2 separate regions of the Homo sapiens genome follow, and region 1 is linked to region 2. A link is a contact called in ENCODE Hi-C or POLR2A ChIA-PET data. All regions are on one chromosome and are shown on one strand. The core of a region is the stretch at or near the end of the contact, and the rest is flanking DNA. Distances in the headings are between cores, read along the strand shown. Region 1 overlaps ANO1 (anoctamin 1). Region 2 overlaps ANO1 (anoctamin 1).

Evidence for each region. Hi-C counts contacts between places; a loop is a spot of excess contacts on that map. ChIA-PET counts read pairs that join two places held with the same protein, here RNA polymerase II (POLR2A). Pooled maps may share reads with other maps.
Region 1: a loop to region 2 is called in a map of endothelial cell of hepatic sinusoid, with 4 times the contacts of the local background. The contact joins two enhancer-like sites. A Hi-C loop is called at or near these places in 1 of 168 maps with a recorded cell type or tissue (endothelial cell of hepatic sinusoid) and 1 of 50 pooled maps. POLR2A ChIA-PET finds 5 or more read pairs at or near these places in 4 of 52 experiments (H1, K562, Panc1 and 1 more).

The regions. Positions count from the first base shown.
Region 1 is chr11:70,158,474-70,162,373 of GRCh38, reverse strand. It overlaps ANO1 (anoctamin 1), which reads right to left. Exons shown (of 26, transcript NM_018043.7): 17 at 1,012-1,213; 18 at 641-752. Among named protein-coding and RNA genes, the nearest start is that of FADD, 43 kb to the left of the region's middle. Within about 2 kb of position 2,618, at least 7 of the 41 ENCODE cell types and tissues checked have a DNase peak (open chromatin) inside an H3K27ac peak, as active enhancers do.
Region 2 is chr11:70,097,513-70,101,763 of GRCh38, reverse strand. The region is part of intron 2 of ANO1 (anoctamin 1); the gene reads right to left. Among named protein-coding and RNA genes, the nearest start is that of ANO1, 21 kb to the right of the region's middle. RefSeq lists an enhancer at 1,758-2,517. Within about 2 kb of position 2,045, at least 3 of the 41 ENCODE cell types and tissues checked have a DNase peak (open chromatin) inside an H3K27ac peak, as active enhancers do.

The sequences.
Region 1 (3,900 bases), core at 1,369-3,868, 60 kb before region 2:
CCTGGACTTCCTGCTGCTGGAGCTTCCCACTGCCTGGAGTCCCTGGGGTCCCCTCTGCCCAGGGTCCTCACTGCCTGGGGTCCCCACTGCCCGGGGTCCCCACTGTCCGGGGCCCTCACTCCCGGGTCCTCACTCCCCGGTCCTCACTGCCTGGGGTCCCCACTGCCCGGGGTCTGCACTGTCTGGGGTCCCCACTGCCCAAGGCCCTCACTCCCGGGTCCTCACTGCCCGAGGTCCTCTCTGCCCAGAGTCCTCACTGCCCGGGGCCCTCACTCCCGGGTCCTCACTGCCCGGGGCCCTCACTGCCGGGTCCTCACTCCCCGGTCCTCACTGCCTGGGGTCCCCACGGCCCAGGGTCCTCACTGCCCAGGGCCCTCACTCCCGGGTCCTCACTCCCCGGTCCTCACTGCCTGGGGTCCCCACTGCCTGGGTTCCCTGCCACCTGGACTCCCTGCTGCCCAGGGTCCCGCTGCTCTGGAGCCTCAGCAGGGCCCAGGCCTTCTCCCTGACCCTCTTTGGCTGCGGGTGCCACGGTGTCTGCCCTGCCCTGGGCTCCAGGTGCCCCCAACCTGTGGGGAGGGAGAGCCCTCTCCTGGACCTGGGAGAAGCGAGGTTGGGGAAAGGCTGAAGATGTCCCTACCGGCCTTTGAAGAACGCCACGTAAAAGATGGGGGTGTAGGAATTCACAAACTTCAGCAGGAAAGCCTTGAAGATCAGCCTCTCCTCAAAGCTTTTCTCCGTCTTTGGGACCTCTAGAGGGAGGGGTAGGATGATACTGAGGCTGTGGCTGGGATGGCCCCCAACAGCCTGGTCCAGCTTCTGGCTGGCCACTGGCACAGTCACTCAGTCGGCTCTCATAGGCGCACCATGGCCTGTGCTCAGGATACCCATTGAGAACCAGGGAGCTGGGGCCCAGAGAAGTTAAGCAACAAACTCAAGGATGCACAGCAAGAGGCAGGCGACTCCAGCTGCCTGAGTCCAGGCCACAGTACCTGGAACATGGGCACTCACCGATCTTGGTGAGCCATCGGGCTATGCAGCCATACACCTCGTCCAGGAGGATGATGACCACTAGGTTGATGATGACTGCGGTGGCTGTGACTGTGACCCGGATGTTGGACCGCACGGAGGGGGAGGAGTTCATGGCCAAGGCGGCGGCCATGGAGATTCTGTAGATGATGACGCCGAGGACGATGGCAAACGTCACTGCAATCTGCAGGGGGGAAAGGGGCACTCTTGGTTGGGGGCCCACCCAGGACCTTCCTGGGCCTGCCCCATCTGCTCCCTCAGTCCAGCTGTCCCCCAACCTTCCCGCTCTTCTGCTTCAAAACAAGCACTGACATTTCTTGGGCACCTGCCAAATGCCAGGGGCTTTCTGTGCATTAACCCACCAGAGACAGATGGATGAGGGGCTAGTTTCTGTTCCATGGACAAGGACACTGAGGTTCAGAGAGGTTACGTAGACAGGCCAGGTCACCCAGCTCAGGAGCTGGGATTTACCAGGCGGTCTGCCCAAGCCTGCAGTTCACAAGATCTTTGTGCTACCATCTTCCCGGAGCCCAGGCACCATCCCCAAGCACAGCCCAGGACACAGTATGGCCGCCATGCCAGTGGCTTGTCCCAGAGCAGACTGACTGCGGGATGGGGCTTCTCCCCCAACCCATGGTGAGCTCAGGGACATCCTCAGGTGGTGCAGGGCTGAGGTGTGCCTCTCTCACAGCCACCTCCCAGGGACTCCCCTGGTAAAGGAGGCAGGTGTGGCCTGGGATGGGGCAGGGCTTTGGGTCTGGCTGGAGATGCTTTGGGTCCCTTCTCCCAGCCAGCAGCACCCTTCTAGCTCTCCCACCAGAGTGAGCCCCTCCTCTTGCCAAACATACCGTGGGACCAGAACATTCCATAAAACTTGGGTTGGTGGTTGCCTGAGAAACCGTGGTGGGAGTTGGCTACAATGACAAGATTGTTCCACACACCTCTGTCTGTCTGTCTGTCTGGGCTCCCTCACCCTGCCCTGCCCCGCCCTGCCCAGGGGTGTGGATGCCCCATTCTGAGCCCTCATTGAGGATGGATGGACCGAGGGCTGGGCAGGAGAAGCACACAGCAAAGCCAGGCTCCTCACCCAGGCGTGAAACCACCCGCAGGACACAGGCTGTCTTGTCACCCTGTGTCCCCGTGTTCCAGGAAATCGCATATTTGCTCCCATGCAAGGGTGCAGAGGGCAGGTCCGGTCCCTGCTGGCACAGTCACAGGTGGCTCCCAGGACAGGCAGGCCCAGGAGGCCTGGGGCTGCCCTGTGTGTCTCCCAGTTGCAGCCTGGGATGGGTCTGTTTGCCCCAGAGGGTGTCTGCAGCTTTCAGAAACCTAGAAAAGCTCTTATTTCATGTTCTGGGCCGTTACCACCGGCTTCTGCAGGCATCTGCCAGTGACACATGGTGACTGCACCCTGCCCAGGAAAATGCCTGCAGCCCTCACCACACCCTGACTAAGGAGAAGCCCTGCTGCGAGGCGTGGGGACCACTCCCTGGCCAGCTCCGGGGAACAAGGGCTTTCCTTGGAAAACCCCTCGGTCCTGCCAAGAGGCCTCCAGGATGTCTGTCCCCGTGCCAGCATGCGGAGGTGCAGCTGGAGCGCCAGGCCTGTGGGTGACTCAGCGAGGGAGGCCCTCCACCCCAGCGGGCGCGTCCCCTGCCCTGCCATGGGGCAGTCGGGCCCACAACAGGCACGCCCTGCAGCAGGCTCCCTTCCAGTCTCCCTGGTCCATCTCCCCCGCATCCCCAGGACCAGGGGCGTGTGGGGCACATCCTAGGTGCTCAACCAACGTTTGTTCGCTGAATGAAACTCCCAAGTTGAAGACAAAGCTGTGTCCTCTTCAACCCTATGAAGCCCTTGTGACAGGGGTTTACCAGTACGTCAAGGCTGGGAAAAGAGCCGGCTACTTCCCTATCCAATATCCTCTGTCTTTCCTCTACCATCCCGCCTTGCTGAGATGGCAGTGTGTGCTCATTCCTGAGCCTCCCTGCAGAGGAGGTGGCCACGTGAAACAGTTCTGACCAATGAGATGCAAGCAGAGGTGTGGTGGGTCTTCTGCGAAAGCACCTTCAGACAGGGGCTGCCACCCCTGGCCCATCTCTTCCCCCACCCTTCCCCTTCTTCCAGCCTGGAGAGTGGAAGTGATGCTGGAGGTGCAGCAGCCATGTTGTGACCAAGAGGGGACCCACTCCTAGGACAGGCTAGCAGAAGGTCAGAGAAGCCAGTGACTCTGATGGCATCGTGGGGCCACCAGACCAGCCCTAGACGGCCACCTCCTTCCCGGCCCCGCACTGGCCCTTCTGCGACAATGCTGCTGCTTCTGCAGTGGGAGTGGCTGAACCTCAGGCTAGCCTCCCCTGGGTGAGGGATGGGGAGGCTCCGGTTATCTCCCAACCCCCTAGCCTGGCACCTGGCCAGAGGGGACACATCCCCTCAGCACGAGGCCGGGTGCCCTCCCACCAAGTCACCGAGAGCACAACAGCCCCCAGCCCCCAGCCCCCACCGAGGGGGTCCCCTTCTCCAGGTAAGGGGGATGAGCAGGCCCCACCACTGAGGCCACCCTCCTCTGGACTTCTTTATGTCGGCCAGCGTCCCTCTTACTGTACCTAAGAGCATGAGGGGACACTGGATCTTCCCACTTCTTCCATGACTTGGTCAGGGGGCCCTTGGCCCCTCACTCAACCCAGAAAACAAAGACAGCCCCCCGCCTCTGTCTCTCCAAGTTCCTACAGAATGGCATGGATCTTGGAGCAGACAGCCTGACTGGCACCAGCTTCTGCAGGCATATGCCAGTGACTACATGGTGACCACAGCCACCACCTCTGGCTGGCACTGGAGGAGAAGTGCAGCCTTCTGGCTTTAGTTTCTGTATCA
Region 2 (4,251 bases), core at 796-3,295:
CCGGGACCTCATCCATCCCCTCCGGGTGCAGAGCGACCAGGTGCAGGCTCAGGGCCTGACCTGGGTTCTGGACCCCTTGAGTGTCTGACACAAGTACATAGGTTCATTGTAGCTTGTTGACAAAAAGCAATGAAGCCAAAGTCACTTGGGGATGAGTTTTTTTTTTTTTTTTTTTTTTGGTTTTTAATCATTTTTTTGTTCTTTTTTGAGATGGAGTCTCACTCTTGTTTCCCAGGCTGGAATGCAGTGGCGTGTTCTCAGCTCACTGCAACCTCCACCTCCTGAGTTCAAGCGATTCTCCTACCTCAGCCTCCTGAGTAGCTGGGATTACAGGCATGCACCACCACGCCTAGCTAATTTCTGTATTTTTAGTAGAGACGGGGTTTCACCATGTTGGCCAGGCTGGTCTGGAACTCCTGACCTCAGGCGATCTGCCTGCCTCGGCCTCCCAAAGTGTACTTGGGGATGAGTTTTAAGAAAACAAAATCTGAAGTGGGTCAAGTCAATGTACCCAGCGAGAGCCTCGGTGGAAGCCTGTGAACGCGACGGTCCCAGGGACCTGGGCAAAGCTTCCAGGTCCAGCAGAGAGAGTTAAAGGTGGGGCCCCAGCACCTCAGGTGACCACCGAGGAAGGGAGACCCTCCTTGACACCCCAGCTTCATCCCATGCTTCTTCCTGATCCGATAGAAAAGCAAATGGCAATGGGGTGAATCCTGTCTCATCGCTCCTTCTGAAGCCCACCGTGGTCGCTTATGCTGATGGTGAGGCCCCCGGCTGCGTCCACGAGGCCTGCCCTACGCCATCCTCTCCCCAGCACCACCGCTCAGGCCTCCTCTGTGCTGCCCTGCTGCCCACGGAAGGCTCAGAGCAGCCGCTTTGCACATATTTATGGAATGAACGAACGAAGGGCAATAATACAGTAATAGTAATAGTAATGTTGACAGAGGCTGACATCCACTCAATGTCAGTTCCGTGCCGGTCCCTGCTGCGTGCATTCCATGCATATCAACTCATTTTATCCTCACTGCAAGCCTGTGAGGCAGGTCCTGTCATCATCCTCATTTCACAGCTGGGGAAACTGAGGCCCTGAGGCGTGTGCCATGCTGGCCATTGCGGGATCCTCCTGCAGCTTCTGTAACACGTGACCCCAAAGTGGGTGTTCATTCTCCTTCAGCTCTGGAGGCCTGAAGTCCACAGTCAAAGTGTCTCCAGGGCCATGCTCCCTCCGAAGGCCCTAGGAGAGGATCCTTCCTGCCTCTCCCAGCTTCCGGGGGCTCCAGGCGTCCCCTGGCTGTGGCCACATCGCTCCAGCTGCTGGCTCCTTGATGGCATGGCCTCCTCTCCTCGCTGGGTCTCAAATTTCCCTCTGCCATTCTCTGCTATTGGATTTATGGCCCACCTTAAATCCAGGATGATCTCATCCAGAGATGTTTAACTTCATTCCCTCTGCGAAGACCCTTCTTCCAAACAAGGCCACGTTCGCAGGCTCCAGGAGCATGTGGATCGGGGGCCACCGCTCAGCCTCTGCTCCCACCCTGAAGCTGCAGGTTGCGGTCCTGCAGGGCTTTGTGCAGGGGCCTGTCCCAGTGGTTAGGGGAGCTTTGCAGGAGCACGGACCCAGGAGCGGGGGCCTGAAGCTGCTTCAGGGAGACAGCAGGACTAGGCTGCCCCAGGCACGGTGACTGGAGAATGTGCGGCGTGGGGACCCTTGTAGGGGAGCCCAGGGCTGAAGGACATAAGGTGTGGGTTTGGGCTCCCTCTGAGAACTGATGATCTCAGCGTGAACTGGAGGAGGCAGTGCCAGGGGCTCCGGCAAGATGAGCCCAGATCCTTCTGTGGCCCTCGAGGGGCAGATTGAGTGGGCACTGTGCTTAGAGGCCTGGGACGGCGTGGCCTGGGCTGGAATCCTGCCCTGCCCCTGTGTGGTTTCCACAGAGTGACTTAATCTCTCTGAGCCTACATTTCCTCATCGCAAACTGGGTATCACAAGGCCTGTTTCCCAGCAGGGGAGCCTCTGGTGCTCTTGGCAGCCCTGGTCCAGCTGAGCCCCTGCCTGTGCAAGCACAGACTCCTTCGGCCAAGAAGCTTGAAGCCACCTCCTCAGTGCTGGGGAGCCACGGAGGGCACTGAGGCTGGAGAGGTGGAGGTCTTCCATCCTGGTGACCCACAGGAACAGCACTGACTTCATGGGGCACCTCTGAGTCAGGAGAAAAGACAGCCCACGTGTGGGAGAGCCTGTCTTTTCTTGTTGCAGACACAGATTTATTTCTGGGCTCTGCTCACTCACATGCAAAGACCCAAAATATATTCCTCTGAGTCCATGAGGATTTCTGCACGGTGGTCAAGGAGCCGGTGGCTGCTGCTGGCCTCCCTGGGAAAACATGCACCCCCGTTTACATGAGCAACAGGGTCTCTCCCAGGGAAACATCTGGTGAGATTCGGGAAAGGGGTCATGAGACCAGTTCGGCAAAAACACATGTGGGATGTTTTAAAGCATGGTGCCCGGGCTGACCACAGCCTGTCCCCAGCAGGAAGACACTGGGAGTGACAGCCGTGTCCCCTTCGCCCCCAGCCAGCGCCCTGAGGAGTGCATTCTGCCCCGACTCTTGGCCCTCAAGCTGGGGTCTTTGAGGTTCATGAACCTACTTTGTCGAGAGCCACGGCCGTGGGGGTGGTGAGGCCCCATCTGGCCAGACCATGGGGCTCTGCAAGGGGACAGAGTCAGCCCCCCAGACAGCCCCCAACCAGAGGGGGCAGAAGATGCTGACCTTAGTGCAGTGACTAACTATGCCGGCGGAAACCTCCCTCTGAACCCAGCCCAGAAGAACTCTGACCTTCCTGGAATTGCTTCTGACATTTTCGTTTCAGAAGAAAGAAGAAAATCACAAACAGAAAGGAGAAGTGAGTCCCCATGGTGGATACACAGTGGGCAGGGATGCTGAGGGTCCCCGCTACAGCCCCCGTGGCCCGAGGGCCTAGACCCTCAGTCCACGCGGTGGCCCTGTGTGCTTCTATCATCCAGTCTTGGCCACGGATGGGACTCCCTGCAGCTGGAGCGTGGGCTCGAAATTGCTAGAAGATTTGAAGGTTTGCACCCCTAAAGATCAGACCTGGGTGGTTTTCGGGTTGCCCTTGGCTTCCTAGGGGGTGAGCTTCTTTCCTCACCTACCCTGGTCCTCACAGGCCGCTTCATACCCTGGAGGGCATTGTTCACTATGGATGTCTGGCCCTCAATCATGGCGTCGGGGTGCTGGAGGGCTGAAGCCTGAAGGTCAGAGTGCTACTGAGAGGGGCCTCCCCAGACAGCACCTCCCGTGTCAGGCAGGAACCATGGGGTGTGTGTGCCGTGCACAGCAGGCCAGGCACCTCCCATATCGGGCAGGAACCATGGGTGTGTGCTGTGCACAGCAGTCCAGGCCACTGGGTGCAGGGGAAAGCCCAGGAGCCTCATCGTTGGTGGGGTTTGGGCCCGAAGGCCCTCGAGCACCCACAGAACACCTGGACAAATCCCCGTTTCCCTGTTTGCAGCTTCCTCAGCTCCCAAGGAGGAGAACACCCAGCCCTGCGGGGAGCCGTGTGGCCCCATTAGGAAGGCACAGGACTCTTCTGACCCTGTCTGTCCACGAGGACGCGGGGCTGCTGTGGTCTAATCCTCCTGCCGTCGGACTCGGGGGCAGACACCAGGAGCCTTGGCGGGTGCCCCAAGGGGTTCACATTCTCTGCCATAAATAGGCTTTTGGGGCATGTGACGCCCAGTGCCACATCCCTGGTCAGCCCTTCATGACCAGGCGAGTTTTCAGCAGCCCTGGCATCTGCCTGTCTCTCCCCGTTGGCACCAGCTTCCAGCACGGATAGGAGCTGGCACACTGGGTCTGAAGCCAGGCTTATCTGTTTAGCTGACTGATGTATCCCTAGGACGGGGAACAGCAGTGGCCACAGAGCAGAGGCTCAGTGATGTCCACTGAGTGAGGGAGAAGGCAGAGGGAAGGCACCCGACTTTATAAAGCGCCTACTCTGTGCCAGCCTAGGACAGCCCCGGCTTTCAGACTACCATCCGCCTTCTCTCCAACCTTTTGGTAGCTATGGATGTGTCCACTTCAGTAAATATGGACGAGGGGGCAGGGAAGGCCCAGAGCCCCTTGTCCCAGGCCCATGAACAGTAGATGTGGAGGAATCTCAGCCTGACCTTGACCCTGCAATGCTCACTCCTACCCTCCACCCGCACGGCTCCAGAGGGCACGCGGGCAAGAT